Linked DNA regions of Mus musculus: region 2 is linked to region 1. Evidence: chromatin loops called from intact Hi-C (ENCODE). Cell type or tissue: heart. All regions are shown on one strand.

The links. Peaks named below come from ENCODE experiments on the same cell type or tissue, not always from the same donor. Only the 100,000 strongest peaks of a DNase experiment are listed, where the experiment ranks them.
Region 2: a loop joins it to region 1, with 2.2 times the contacts of the local background. A loop is called at or near these places in 2 of 42 quality-filtered maps.

Annotation. Positions count from the first base shown.
Region 1 is chr5:111,819,864-111,827,863 of GRCm38, reverse strand. No RefSeq gene overlaps it. Among named protein-coding and RNA genes, the nearest start is that of Gm36535, 30 kb to the right of the region's middle. In heart, a CTCF peak has its summit at 4,770; DNase peaks (open chromatin) are centred at 3,043 and 4,223; H3K27me3 peaks cover 2,301 bases.
Region 2 is chr5:111,731,037-111,739,036 of GRCm38, reverse strand. E130006D01Rik (RIKEN cDNA E130006D01 gene) reads left to right here. Exons shown (of 4, transcript NR_045834.1): 4 at 4,408-4,753. Among named protein-coding and RNA genes, the nearest start is that of E130006D01Rik, 27 kb to the left of the region's middle. In heart, no CTCF peak of the experiment used is centred here; a DNase peak (open chromatin) is centred at 4,986; H3K27ac peaks cover 438 bases.

The DNA of each region.
Region 1 (8,000 bases):
GGCCCTAAGTAGAGGGACCTGGATTTCTGACAAAAGCAATTGTACTGCCTGGTTTTGTGTATCAACTTGACACAAGCTGGAGTTATCGCAGAGAAATGAACCTCCCTTAAGGAATTGCCGCCATGAGATCCAACAGTAAGGCATTTCCTCAATTAGTGATCAAGGGTGGGAGGGCCCACTGTGGGTAGTACCATCCCTAGGCTTGTAGTCTTGGGTCCTATAAGAAAGCAAACTGAGCAAGCCAGGGGAAATAAGCCAGTAAGTAACATTTCTTCATGGCGTCTGCATCAGCTCCTGCTTCCTGACCTGCTTGAGTTCCAGTCCTGACTTCCTTTGGTGATGAACAGCAATGCGAAAGTGTAAGCTGAATAAATCCTTTCCTTCCCAACTTGCCTCTTGGTCATAATGTTTTGTGCAAGAATAAAGACCCTGACTAAGACGTCAATACTAAAAACTATTTCCTCCATCGTTAGGTGTAACTGGCTCTTCCCTCTGTCCCTCACTTGAAGGTGACACAGGCTAGATCATTGGGTGTATCTGACTTCCCATACCTGTAAAGTTGCTATTCTTTTTCATTATATCCAGAAATTTCTCTCACCTTGAAAATTCATGATTTCTGCATGCAACTTCTACTTCTCCCAGGATTCCTTGCTCTGGACATGATATATTAATACCTTGTGTGACATTGTTACTGATACCATTACAATTTTTTTTTTTTTTGGTTTTTTGAGACAGGGTTTCTCTGTGTAGCCCTGGCTGTCCTGGAACTCACTCTGTAGACCAGGCTGGCCTCGAACTCTGAAATCTGCCTGCCTCTGCCTTCCAAGTGCTGGGATTAAAGGCATGCGCCACCACACCCAGCTACATTCTTTTGCTGTTCTCGTTGTTAGTGGGATGGAAGGGAGTTATAACCTCCCCTAAAGCACTAACAATTATTGCCTTATGGCTTCATCTGAGGTAGTCAGGCCCTGATTCTCAATGACTCATGCAACATCCAGTCCTTCTCTCCCCATGAGATACCAAATTGGAGCAATACTGAAGGACAATGTTTAGGTCACTTCTCAAGGCTACTTTGCCAGAAGGTACGGGTATGGATTTAGCTCTGTGTTTCCTGATTTGGCTGGACCCTCTGAGGGCCTCACTCCATTCCATCTTCCCTATCATGAAGAGGCTGGAGAGCCAACCATAGCCTTACTAAACTCTCTTGCAGCTAGAGTTCTGGACGCAACATTCCTCCAGCCAATGAAAGGCATTAGAGGGAGATTTGGGAAGATGGTACAAGACCACCTATGAGATGTATGACCACTGCTATCAGCAAAGCAGCATGAACTCAATATGCCTCCCACAGCAAGGAAACACATTATCATCCCAATTCCTGGGAAACATGGAACATCCTGCATTTGCCACAATTCTGGAGGTGTCTGTTCAAGTGCTTGCATTCTGTGTATAATTGTTTCTGGAGCCTGGACATGCTTCTTTGACCATTGGTGGCTTTTAAGGTATTGACTCGATGGACAAAATCCCCTCTGGTCCAAATATCCACTTTGGAATTTTTCCAGCCTAATCCTGGATAGGCATTCCACATAACATTTGGGGTGCTTCTTAGCCTATCAGGTAAGTATGTGGTATCTGAGCCATCTCACTGGAAATGCACAGCAAAACTTGCCCAAGGAAAACGTCAGTATTTAGAAATGAAGGGGTATCAAAACCCGTGTTTCTGCTGTAAGGATCAAGACTGGGAAATAATAAGAATAGACACTTCAGGCTCAACACGAGACTGGTCAAGTCCAAAGCAGGGAGATGAAATAAGTTTCTGTTAAAGATAGGGGAACTCATTGAGTCCAGGATTATGTTACTATCCATCTATGTCTCTGCAGAGCCAGGTGAGGGGGCAGCAAGGTAAAAAAGTCTATTGGCTGAATAAAAGGAAGGAGGGATAGAGTAGAGGAAGGGTGGATGCATGAATGGGTTAATAGGTGGGTGGACGAGTGGCTGGATGTATGGATGGTGTATTAGTCAGGGTTCTCTAGAGTCACAGAACTTATGGATAGTCTCTATATAGTAAAGGAATTTATTGATGACTTACAGTCTGCAGCCCAATTCCCAACAATGGTTCAGTAGTAGCTGTGAATGGAAGTCCAAGGATCTAGCAGTTACTCAGTCTCACACAGCAAGCAGGCGAAGGAGCAAGAGCAAGACTCCCTTCTTCCAATGTCCAGCAGAAGGTGTAGCCCAGATTAAAGGTGTGTTCCACCACACCTTTAATCCCAGATGACCTTGAACTTGGAGATTTAATCTTCTGGAATCCATAGCCACTATGCCTCAAGATCTCCATACCAAGATCCAGATCAGAAACTTCTATCTCCAAGCCTCCAGATAAGGGTCCCTGGTGAGCCTTCCAATTCTGGATTGTAGTTCATTCCAAATATAGTCAAGTTGACAACCAGGAATGGCCACTACAGATGGATGAATGGGTAGATGAGTGAGTGGATGGATGGATGGATGGATGGATGGATGGATGGATGGATGGATGGATAAGTGGATAAGTGGATAAGTGGATGAATAGGTGGATAGACAACTGGATTACCTAAACAGTGAATTGGAGAAAGTTCCTCAGTTCTTACACTGGTCAGATTCTAGGTTGATGGCTATTCTCAGAGTGGGCTGTCCCTTGCTAGGATGCTGAGTATCTGGGTTGACCATAAGTTTTCCCTCCACATACTGTTGCACAATCTCCCTTACATATCCAAGCACTTCCATGTGTCAAATGGATATTCTAGTTCAGGCATCTTGAGAAATGGGGAAGAATTGCCCATGCATTAATAACAGTAGAAGCTGCCACATGTCTCTCTGTCTGTAGGCCACCAGTACACACTCACATGGCTACGAATCAGAAAACACCAAAGGCTGACGATGAGAGGGAGCCATTGGAAATCCCTGCTGGTGGGATGGAAAATGCCAGAGCCAGCTTAGGAAAGGGCTGGGACTGTGTGACAGAATTCCTCAGCATCTGTCTCTGCAGAGACTTCAACACACCATAGAAGCAGCTGCTCCCAAGAAGGCTTCCTTCCCAGCGGCTCCAGCTGGGCCCCATCCTGTAGTCACTAACAGGAAGGAATCCTCCATTACAGCGAGAGAGGTCAGCTCTGTGTGCTAAGTGAAAGTCATCCCTGCAGCTTTCAAACCCTGGGAGGTTCCTCTTAGAAAAAGTTCTCAGCAAACTACAGGACTGAGTATTACCCTCTGCAACCCAGGCTCTGGGAAAGTTGTGGAGGTGGGATGGGAAGACTGTGAGAGACAGAAGAGAGAAGAGAGTGAAAACATGTCTTCTGGACAGGACAGGAGAGCCACACTCATGAAGTCAGGGCAGCTCTGGTCACCTGCACAAAATGTGCATAATACCAAGCCGGTCAACACTCAAGTGTGTATGTGTGCTCGCACATGTGTGCTCGCACATACATGTCTAGCTCAGGAGCTAGGGTGAGGTCAATTTCACTGTTGATGTCTCCTGGGATGGAGAAGAGATTCTGTCAATAATAATAATAATGATAATAACTATTACTATTATTATTATTTCTAAGGAGCTTGTTCTATTTATTCTATTCTGCTTTAGAGAGGAGCTGAAGCAATTCTGTGTCCTTCCCCTTTCCCTACCAGCAAATCCCCTAGGTACTTATGTGGTTCAATGGCACCTTCTGTGGCTGATGCCAGCAGTTTGTGGCTACACAGCATGGATAATACCACAGAGTTCCAAGGAGATAAGAGGAGAGGCAAATACCACAAAGCAACAGCCTGGGCGCTGGCTCCAAGCTGCTCTGGTCTCTGCGCCCACTGTGCAGAAGGGGCCAGATCAGATTAAAGCCACCAGTGCCGCATTATCCTGCTGGGCTCACTAACGCTCATTAAGCCCTGAAAATCCTTTTTATGGTGTTTAGGATGCCTCAGGAGGCCTTGGCTGTGTAAATATTATCCTGTCTTTAAATTCTACCAACAGGCCACCAGCAACAAGTGGGGTCCACGGTGGCTGTGAGGAGGGACCAGAAGCCAGGCCAGCAGTCAGGAGCCTGGGTCTACAGGATCTGTTTCCTCTTGGGCCTGCTTAATGGGGCACCCTGGGGTCCACAATCTTGGCCAGTAATCAAACACCCTGTGGACAACGGCTTAGAGCAACACCCACCAGGGACAGCTGGTCTGCCTGAGACCTGTTGACTAACCCTGTGTGTGGATGCCCAACAGCTAAGGGAGGAGGTATCACAGCTGGAGTGACCTCCCCCAGCTGGAGGCATTTCCCCCTTGGCTGTCCCTCTGGTGGCCCTCACAGCTGGCCTCTCTCCCCGCTGCCTTCTATATGGAAAAATGGCCAGGCAGGACGAGGAGTCTTGGAATTTATCAGATGGATCTGTGTTGTTTGTTACCATGGTGCAAGAGCTGCCGGCTCCTTTAACTTTCTTACAATGTATCTTTTGAAGCTGATTTTCAGATCTGGGTTGAGGTTCTAGCTGATGAAGGACCAGTGCCAGTCCCGTAGCAGGGTGCACGGTTATCTCTATGTCCCCTTCAACCTCCACTGTATCTCTCTGCCATAGGTGACACAGTCCTGCTCACTGGCAGTCAAAGTCTGTTGGAGGAACAGTGGGGAATCCCCTGCCCTGGCCACAGTATGTGGCAGCTTGGCATCAAAGCACACTGGCATTAAGTCAGAAGGGAGTGGGACCCTGAATGTGCTCTGTTTAGCAGGCAGTAATTGCTCAGTTAACATAGTATCTATTACTGCCATTGGGTGGAGCTAAGGTCTAGCTCATATTCACAGCATGTGACTCTAATGTGTCTTTCCCTCCCTGGGCCTCAGAGTCCAGGTCTCTGAATGGAGCTGACTAGAGTTCTTCAGGCTTTGTGTGGTGCACAGTGGGTGAGCACTTCTCATGTGCTAGGTGCTGTGTGCTTATATTCTCATATACCTGTGTGCTTATACTCTCATATACCTGGTACTGCCTTCAGAGGCATCTTAGTCTGTGAAGTCGATGACAGGTTAGTAGAGTGGCCACTGTCAGTGCTAGCTGGCAAGAAGCGTTGTAAAAACTGTGTGATGGGCACTTAGTGTATCCTGACATGGAGATAGGAGATAAGCCACCATCACAGGAGTCACAAGCCATTGCCCAAGTCTGATTGCTGCTTGCTTCTTGCACGGCCCATGTCAGGGATTTTGTTCATGATCTGATGGAAGTGAAGGGTTACCCAGGGCACATACTGAACATACAGCCCATCACGGTGGGAAAGGCATGCCGGAGGGAGCTGGTCACCCATAGAGATATGGAAACTGGTGCTCAGCCCAGTCTCCTTTTTATTCAGTCCAGGACTGGCACACAAAGTATGGTACTGCCCACCTCCAGCAGATCTTTCCTGCTCAGTTAAACTTCTCTGAAATGCCCCCCGCCCAGACACACACACACACACACACACACACACACACACACACACACACAAGGACATAGATGTGTCTCCCAAGTGGTTTCAAGCCCAGTCAAGCTGACAGTGAACATAGCTATATCATGTGACCCCCTTCATTAATGTGCTGCCTGTGGCTTCCCCAACAGGTGGTAGGTAGCCAGGCTACCTCACTGCAGAAGCCCTAGGTCCTCTCCTTTCTAAAGTTCACCTCACCTGACCATGAACTTGCCATGCCTGCAGACCCCAGACCTGGGGATGTGGCCCCCAGCTAGGGGGATGAGAGACAAGTTGGTGAGCTGATTTCTGAGGAAGGGTTTGAAAGGATGTGTAGATGCTGAGTGACCTAGTCTGGTCTAGCTGTGGAATCAGCTGCAAGGCCCATTGATCGATCAAGCAAGTTTAGAGAAGCAAGACCTGGCAGACTAAGTCTAGCACGCACAAAGTCCTCACCCAGTGCTTCAAATGTGGGAAACAGAGTATTACATTTTCCTGGGAGTGATGGTGCATGTCTGTTATCCCAGTACTCAAAAGGCTGATGTAAGAAGGTCACAAGTTCAAGCAAAACTAGCCTGGGATACATAGAAATATCCCGTCTCAAAAAATTAAAACAGTCATCCAATCAATCAATCAATCAATCAATCAATCAAACATATCTAAAGGTCTGAGAATATAGCGTGCTAACCTACTATGTGTATATGGTCCTGGTTTTAGTGTCTTTGCTGAAAGTTCAAGTCCACCAGTACTCTAGAGAAAGCCAGGGCCATGCAGAAGCTCCAGGTATTGTTCAATAACCCCCTATCTGACACACTGCTGATTCCAGGTAAGTCACAAAGAAAAGCATGGACTCCAGGCTATTCACATATGAGTGAATGTCTCCAGTCTGTGCTCATAAGCCAAGACATTCTCTGCCTGTATCCCGTTGTGATCAAATTGCATCCTGGGAAAAGGAAAGATAACAAACCAGAATGGGCAATGTAGGTATCTTTGCAGCCACCCCCTTCTGGCCGTGCCCATCCTGGATGTTGTATCTATATCACTGGCTTCTCTGAAATCCAGCCACACCATTGGAAAGGAGAAAGACTAGAGAAGAAAAGCCAGGCTTTCCAGAGCAAGCCATCAGGAGGGAAGTTGGGGATGACTGGAGAGGTAGCTGCACTGGGCACAGTTGGCAGGCCCAGCTCCTGGCAGCTGTGCAGGAGGGAGCTATCTCCCTCCATCATCATGTGAGCTGCAGCAGAGTCATGAGGTGGCAGGCATGAGCGAGCGGGCGGGCGGCGGGCCCACCAGCTGCCTGGAAGCAACTCCTCAAGCACGTTGAGTATATGTGCTTTTAGCTGTTTGGCACGAGCTTGCGCGAGCACATCCCTGAGGCTTTTGGGGAGAATCCTGCAGCTCTTTTAGGAGAAGGGTCTGGAGTTTTCTGTGTGGCCAGATGACCCCTTCTGAGGCTTAGGTTCTATCTCGTACACCCGGAGATGGCAGTTTGGACCTTTGCTGGGGAAGTTTAGAACAACCCCTTGTGCATCCTTTGAGGAGGGCTCTGTCCCCAGAGCTAGGTCCATTGGTAAGTTGGTGGCCTTGGCCATTGCCCCACAATGCCACAAGATTGGAGACTCAGGACATCCAGGTCCCATCTTCCTCAAGAGACCATGGCTACAGGCATGAAACCTGTGTTTTAGGGCAAAGTCTAGACCCTGGCTGCCCCTCTACTAGGCTAGTCCTTGACCCAAGTAAAGAGACAATTTGCTCAGGGCTCATGCAGAGAAAGAGCACATAGAGCCCCACAGGCACAGTCCCTTCTGCAGTCCCCAGTCCAGGTTTATAGGTTTAAACTGAGGAAGAACAGGGGCAGAACCAAAGTCTGCAGCTCGGAAATTCAGGTCAACACACTCTGGCCCACCCTCCTCTCAGCCCAGGTCTGTGAGGGGACTCTATGGATAGCTGTCGTCATCAAGTGAGGACCTATTGGTTCTCACAGTGACCTGCTGAAGGCATGCATAGCTTCTCCCACTGGTTCATCACTCTCATCCTGGGCTAGCTGTCCTGCAGGCTTACCCTGCAAGGGAACTCTCAGTCTTTCGCTATGGTACTGCTAGTGGCAAGGTGAAGGACCCAGCACAAAGGTGAGAAAGCTAGGCCTGACAGGGGATGGATGTGTTCGTGGCCAAAGCATCTCAGAGCTGCCCAAGCTCATTTTCCTCCCTGCCTTCGTTGCAACGCATGCTGGAGACTTGGCTTGTTAGATTGATGACACCTTTGTTTGACCAGATGCAACTTAATCTACTGACCGAATGGCATGGTGCCCCAGAAGGCTGTCTACTCTGCAGGAGCCAGGCTTCTCGAATCAGCCTTCCATGAGCTTCTATTATAATGGCTACTGGTAACTGGAATAGGGGAAGGCTAGCCTGGGATATCTCACTCCATGGCTGTCAGTCACCTAGGAATGTGTGTGTTCATGCACAGGGCTCATACTGACTCCTGGAGCCCATGGAGCCAGTCCTTTGCTGGTTCAACTCTAAGGCCATCTGCAAAATCCTCCATGGCTTCACCAG
Region 2 (8,000 bases), 89 kb after region 1:
CTGCAGCACATTGGCTTCAAGGCTTAGTGAAGGGGACTGAGATTCTATCCACTCAATGCACACAGGTAGGCTCTAGGGGCCCATGGGAGGCAGATGTGAAACCTGTGGAAGCCAGTTACAGAACATGTCAGGAGGGCTAGCTGTGGGGACACACAGAAGAACAAATGCTGGGGATCCCCAAGGTGGGCAGAGCCCAGATGGACAGAGCCCAGATGTGCAGAGCCCAGATGGGCAGAGCCCAGGTGGGCAGAGCCCAGGTCAGCAGAGTCCAGGTGAGCAGAACCCAGGTGGACAGAGCCCAGATGAGCAGAGCCCAGGTAAGCAGAACCCAGGTGAGCAAGCCCAGGTGAGCAGAGCCCAGGTGGACAGAGCCCAGATGAGCAGAGCCCAGGTAATCAGAACCCAGGTGAGCAAGCCCAGGTGAGCAGAGCCCAGGTGGACAGAGCCCAGGTCAGCAGAGTCCAGGTAATCAGAACCCAGGTGAGCAAGCCCAGGTGAGCAGAGCCCAGGTGGGCAGAGCCCAGGTCAGCAGAGTCCAGGTAAGCAGAACCCAGGTGAGCAAGCCCAGGTGAGCAGAGCCCAGGTGGACAGAGCCCAGATGAGCAGAGCCCAGGTAATCAGAACCCAGGTGAGCAAGCCCAGGTGAGCAGAGCCCAGGTGGACAGAGCCAAGGTGAGCAGAGCCCAGGTAAGCAGAGCCCAGGTGAGCAGAGCCCAGGTGGATAGAGCTCAGGTGATTGAGCCCAGGTGAGCAGAGCCCAGGTGAACAGAGTCCAGGTAAGCAGAGCCCAGGTGAGCAGAGCCCAAGTGGATCTCCAGTCCATTAAGTCCCAAAGAACACTCATGTAAGAAGACAAGCATTGCTGCTGGCCACAGCTTCTCTTGATACACTAAGCATTCCTCTGTGATGGGACCCAGGGGGAAGGTTCAGTGAGGAGGAGCATTTGCTGTGCAAGCAAGAGAACGTGAGTTCAAACTCTCAGTCCCATGTGAAAACTGGACATGGCTGCACATATTTATAAACACTGTGTTAGGGAACAGAGATGAGTCCTGGGAACTCACTGGCCACCAGCCTGGCCAAAATAGGTAGCTTCAGGTACAGTGAAATCTTGTCTCAAGGGATTAAGAAAGAAGGAATGATATAGAACACCTGACATACACCTCTGACCTCTACATGCATGTACAGTGCATACAGTCACATGCACACACACACACATACACGCGCACACACACACATACACACACACAAATACACAAACACCCATGTGCACATGTGCACATACAACACAAAAATACACACATGCAAACATACACAAATACACACATATATACATAAGCACACGTGTACACATGCATACACACATAAACACAAAACACATACAAATGCATACACACATAAACACAAAACACATACAAATGCATACACACATGTACACACAAACACACATACATGCATACACAAATATACACATGCTTATACACAAATTCACACGTGTACACACATGCATACACACACATAGACACAAGCACACATATACTAATACACATACACTCATATACATACACATGCACAAACACACACACACACCTTGATGAAGGCTATGCTGGTATTTTTGTCAACTTGACTGTCATCTGGGAGGAAGGACCTTCAACCGAGGAATTGCCTCCATGAGATTTGACATGAGTGTTTAGTCTTAGCCCACTGTGGATGGTGCCACCCCTGGATGTTTTGAGAAAGCAGGCTTAATGAGTCAATATGGCCTCTGCTTCAGTCCCTGCCTCCAGGTTCCTGCCTGGTGTTCCTGCCCTGACTCCCTTCCATGATGGACTGTGATCAGGATATGTAAGCTAAGTAAATCCTTCCTCCCCAAGTTGCTTATGGCGGTGATGTTTATCACAGCCACAGAAGGCAAACTAGGACGGTGGCCAAGCTGGGTGCAATGGCACACATCTCTTTCCTCTGCTTGCACTAAGCATTGCTAAGAATCTGAATGCATTTCCTCACCCATCAGATAGTCGGTCAGCAAACCCCTCACTGAACAGCATCAAATACAGAGCTAGAGGCGGCTCTGTACTAGGCTGGGGATGCAGAGGGTCCCATGCCTCCTGCCGCAGTGAGGATGAAAGACCTCCAGAGGCCCACGTGTTAAAGACTTGGTACGCTGGGGCCTCTGTGGGAGCAGTGGGTTCTTTAGAAGTGGGGTCTTGTGTGAGGTGCTAGGGATTAAACCTGGAGCCTCCTGTGTAAATAGCAAGTGCTCTCTACCTGTGAGCAAAACCCAGTATCAACCCCTCCCTTTTCTTTCTCTTTTTCTTTTGTTTTTGTTGTTGTTGTTGTTGTTGTGAGACAGGGTTTCTCTGTGTAGACCTGGCTATCCTGTCACTCACTCTGTAGAGCAGGCTGACCAGGTCTGCCTGCCTCTGCTCCTGAGTTTGGATGAATGAAAAAAGAAATAAAAAAGGAGAAGACTTTATTTCTGGTACAGTAGATGAGAGAGTTAATTGTAGACATGAGGGAGAGCAGAGCTAGAGGCTGACACATCTGAAAAAGTCCAGAATAAACACATGCGCACACACACACACACACATGCACACATGTACATACACACATTGACACACACATGCACACACATACACACACATGCACACACAAATGCACACCCATATACACACAAACACACATGTGCGCACACACAAACACACATGCATACACACATATACATACAAACACAAATACATACACATATACATGCAAACACACCTGTGCACATATGAATACACACAAACACACATGTGCACACATGTATACACAAACACACACGTACACACATAAACACACACATCAATACACACACATACACAAACAAAGTACATACACACATACACACACATATACACACAAACACATATGAACACATATGTATATATATACACACACACACACCTTGGTGACCCATTCGAGGAGAGGGGAGTGCCTGGAGATCAGGAAATCAAGAGGACAAAAATATAGAATAAAAGCCTAAAAGGGTCTGCATGGCCAAAATGTCTAGATTATACAAGGAAAAGCAACTGGGGAAAGGACAGCCCAGCACCTGAGCTGGAGAGTTCAGAGTAGGGGGCTGGGTATTCCAGCAAGGAGGAGCCTGGAACAGGTAGGGACTGAGGGATGCTGGGAGAATATGGTGGCCAAGGACTGCTTTGGTATGTTAAATAGGCAACTCAGTTAGTCACTTGTCCCAGGCTTGGGACTAAAGGCATGTGCTACTACTGCCCAGCTGCTGTTGCTGCTGCTGCTGCTGCTGCTGCTGCTGCTTCTGCTTCTGCTTCTGCTTCTGCTTCTGCTTCTGCTTCTGCTTCTGCTTCTGTTGCTGCTGCTGCTGCTGCTGCTGCTTCTGCTGCTGCTGCTGCTGCTGCTGCTGCCGCTGCTCCTGCTCCTTCTCCTTCTCCTCCTCCTCCTCCTCCTTCTTCTTCTCCTCCTTCTCCTCCTCCTCCTTCTTTTCTTTCTTTCTTTCTTTCTTTCTTTCTTTCTTTCCTCCTTTCCTCCTCCTTCTCCTTCTTTCTCCTTCTCCTCCTCCTTCTCATTCTTCTTCTTCCTCCTCCTCCTCTTTTTATCCTTCTCCTTCTCTTCTTTTCTTCTTCTTACTATTATTATTATTATTAATTGTTGTTGCTATTTTGAGACAGGATCATAGCATGTAGTCCCAGCTTAAACTTGCATTTCTCCCTCACCCTCATAAGTGCTGAAATTACAGGCCTCCAATGCCAAGTTGGCTTGTGGGAGGTCTTTAGGCAACGGAGGGTGTAGCATTCAAAAGGATTATGGGACCCAGCCTCTTCTTCCTCTTTGCTTCCAGCTGCTAAAGGAAGTGATCTGCTCTGCTGTATGCCCGCCATGGTGTCTTGCCTTCTACCAATTCAGAACAATGGGGCTGCTCACTATCGACTGAAGTGTACAGAACTGTACCAAGTAGACTTTTCTTCTTGACGAGTTGATTGTCTCTGGTATTTTGCTATAGCAATGTGAAGCTGACTCGTTCACCTCCTAGATATGAACAAAATGGCAAGAAAGGAAAAAAGCCTGGATCGAAGTTAGAATCTTGCTCAGGACACACAACAGCAAGGGATTTCTAAACCTACTCATGCCTAAGTTTTAGCTAATACCCTTCTCTTCACAGAGGCAAAACAAAAACAAAAAAAGAACAGGTAACCTGATTTCTCTTTGTTTCAGACTCTTACTCTGAAGGAGGACGATCAGAACGGCATAGCTGCCTTCTTGGCCTGTCACAGAATTAAATGGCAAAGGGTTCCGAGGACTATCTAGCATATACTGCTGTCACTACAGGGGCGTGGTCTGTAAGAGGGATAACCCAGCCCCCTAATAAGGCAAGCATGTCATTTTCTGTGACAGATGCAAGAAGAGAGAGGGGTTTGCTGGAAATCGTGGCTGACCACCTCAGAAGGACCCAGAAGACCCGAACTTTCTGGTTTTGCCTTTCACCTTGCTCTGAAACTTCTCCCAACACTGGAAGACAAGAAAGTTCCGCCCTACCTCCGCCCCACCTCCGCCCCCCGGACCAGGGAGATTCTTCTCTTTGGGCAAGCAGGCTTGCTGGGCAATCGTGAGCTGCTGAGTTCCCATCCCCATAGAAAGCTGGACATGGACATGCATGCCTGTTTCTGCAGCATGCTCAACTCCAGGAGCTCTCTGGTCTCCTATAAATAAAGGATAACACATTCGGCCTTCTTACCATTTCAAAATGCAAAATACTGGAGCTTCCTCAAACCCACGGGCCACCTCAGCCCGAAAAGATATCTTCCCTGTTCTACTCCCTCCACTTCCTGTCTGAACAGGAAGTGACCCGTTCCTAGCTCCTATGCCATGTAGCCAAGGCTCTGGACCAAACAAATCTTTGCCTCAGCAGAGGCTCCGGTATACGATTCCATTCCGGTTTCACACCCAGTGACCGAGGACCACCTAGGAGCCATGAGTGATGTCAGAGGCTACCCTCACAGCAGGTGTCAACAGGAAGGAGACCCGGCCAGAAACTAGGCTGAGATTCAACTGTTGAGACGCAGTGGCGCCTCTGCCTCCTGGCATCCCTCACCGTGAATGAGCTCAGACACATCTGTTCCCAGCCACAGCGGGCTAAGACTCAATTTCAACAAGGCAGTGGCTTGATCCCCATGACTCCTGTTCCTACCATTGGGCTGGGCTGAGCTGGGCTGTTTATGTCTTTGTGCCAGTGAGGCTGGCTGCTGGTGAGGTGGAGGTGCTCTTTACAGCTGCCTCCCATGGGCCTCTTCTGCTATCCTTCAATTCTCCCACCCCATACCCCCTGGAAATAGAAAGTCTGACCAGAGCCATTTTTTCCTCATGGTACACACCTGTAAGATGCAGGAATGGTATAGTAACCACACCCCTTCTGGGTACAATGAATGAAGTATGGTATGGGTGTTGAGCTTGTATACAATCACCATGAAGAGGCATTTCTACAGCCAAGAAGGTGCCATGGGAAAAAGTTCAGTAGACCGGGGGAAGCTGTTCCAGAAACTGTACTGGGAGTAGCCTAGATTCCCTGAGCCTCACTTGATCTCTGCTCAGCTGTCTCAGTTAATTTTCCATTGCTGTGGCCATGACTAAGGCAACTTAAAAAAAAAAGTGTTTAATTGGCTCATTCAGATGGTTAGAGTCTATGCAGGTGGAGCAAAGGAACATCAGAGAGTTCACATCTTCATCTGCAAGCAGAAGGCAGAAATGGAGACCTGGGATGGCATGAGTCTTTTGAAAAATTAAAGTCTGCCCCCACCCCATGACACTCCTCCTCCAACAAGGCCGCAGCTCCTAATCCTTGTGATTAAGGTCACGCTGACTTGGGACCACGTATTCAAAATCATGAGCCTATAAGGGGAAGAAATACTCTCATTTAAACCACTGCAGAGTCTTAGGAATCATCCTCAAATGATGCGGGGAAGGTTGGGGGTCCCAGGGACTTCACCTGCCCTAGTCTGGAGATGAGTTACCCCAGACTCTTGGGTGTATCAACACCCCAGCTCTCTCCCTCTTCAGAAGAGGGCTATAAAGCTTATTTACATTGTTTACTAGAATATGTCTGTAGGGTCCTCCTCTGGTCTCCAACAAGAATGACAGGTTGTATGTCAGCCTCCTCCTCCAACACACCCTGCCCTTGACTCCTCTCAAAACCTGATCCCATGGAAACCACCAAATGCAGTCAGTAATGAGGGGTTTACAGGCCAGGCTTCCAGCTTCCTTCATCCAGTGGTTGTAAGGATTCTCAGAGTCAGGTTCTCCCATTTCCATGTCTCAGAGGGGCACAATGAGATTTCAGGCCCCACGTACCCATATAGCTGGGGCCCTGACCTTTCCTTCATACCCAAGTCAGCTTACCACAAGCCCCAACCCCATGAAGACTCAGTCCCTGGAGGAGCTGTGCCCACCCTTGCCCATGAGCTCATGAGTGCTCTGAATATGAAATCAGAAGGAACAGCTATGCACAAAGTACAGGTTCTTTGGGAAGAACAGCTTCAGGGTGTGGCCCTGAGCACATCCCATAACTGGCACAACTTCTTTTCCATCTCTGGGACAGCCTGCTGAGCACAGGCTTTTGCAGAGGCCTGACTTCCTGGAACTCCAGTCGGATCTTTGTCTTCAAAGTTTATGTTCTAACCTAGACCAGCCAAGTGATTTAGATTCTGGGCCCGATCCAGCTCTGCAAGAATCATAGAACACTACCTCTCTCTCTCTCTCTCTCTCTCTCTCTCTCTCTCTCTCTCTCTCTCTCTGTGTGTGTGTGTGTGTGTGTGTGTGTGTGTGTGTGTTTCTCTGTATGTGTCTCTCTGTCTCTCTATCTTTCTCTGTGTGTGTCTCTCTGTCTCTGTGTGTCTCTCTGTCTCTGTATCTGTCTCTCTTTCTCTGTGTGTGTCTTTCTCTGTCTCCCTGTGTTTCTTTCTGTGAGTCTTTCTCTGTGTGTGTGTCTCTGTCTCTCTTTCTCTGTGTGTGTGTGTGTGTGTGTGTGTGTGTGTGTGTGTGCGCGCGCGCGCGTGAGAGAGAGAGTGCATGTGCACATGCACATGCACAGGTATGTCTGCATGTAGAGGCCACAGGAACATTTTGAATATCATTCCTCCAATATTATACACCTTTTTTTGAGACAAGGTCCCTGACTTGAAATTTGCCAAGTAGTCTAGTCTGGCTTATCAGCAAGCCAGGGGAATGTCTAACCAGGATGGCCAAGACCCCATTCATTCAGCACCTACCGTGTCCCCTGGGGACCAAGGATCTAACTACTGGATTCAACAGATGCTGGCGGTCTGGTCACCAGTCCTTTTATTTGTTGTCTGCGGAGCTTTACATGTGCAAGCAAGAACTCTGCCAGAGCCTCATTCTAGCCCTGCGTAGTGGGCATCCTTACAGGGGAGAAGCCAGAACTAACAGCAGTGTGCAAACACCCAGCATGCAGCTAGCATGCTGGGCAACATTCTAAGCATTGATGACCCAGGATCCCTGGAGACTGTAAAGGACTAACCACTATTTATCCCAACTCCCTTATAAACAGTATGGTCACAACCCTCATGAGAGGAACTCAGAGGTTTGTGAGGTTGTCTGTGGGGTGACCCATGGACTCCCTACCTCTTTACTAACCAGGCAGCACAATGATAGGTCATGGGTGGTTCTACGGGAGAGCATTTGCGAGGGAGCCCACAGGATCCTGGGGTGGGTGTGTCACAGACACCTTCATGGGTACTCCTTTGGTCCCCACAGACAAACATGCTGCCTTTTGCCTGGATCTTCCCTGACTGAACACAGCCTTCCTCTGGCTTCCTAGAGATGGCTACTCAGACAGGAGCTCCAGGCTCAGGAGGCCAGGCCCCATCTCAGCAGTCGGGGCCCAGTCCCTCATTATCCTCCCACAGCTTCACAGTAGAGATCATAAGCGCTTTGTGTCAGCTCCACGCTGGCAGCCGCGCGGCAGGAGGCGATTG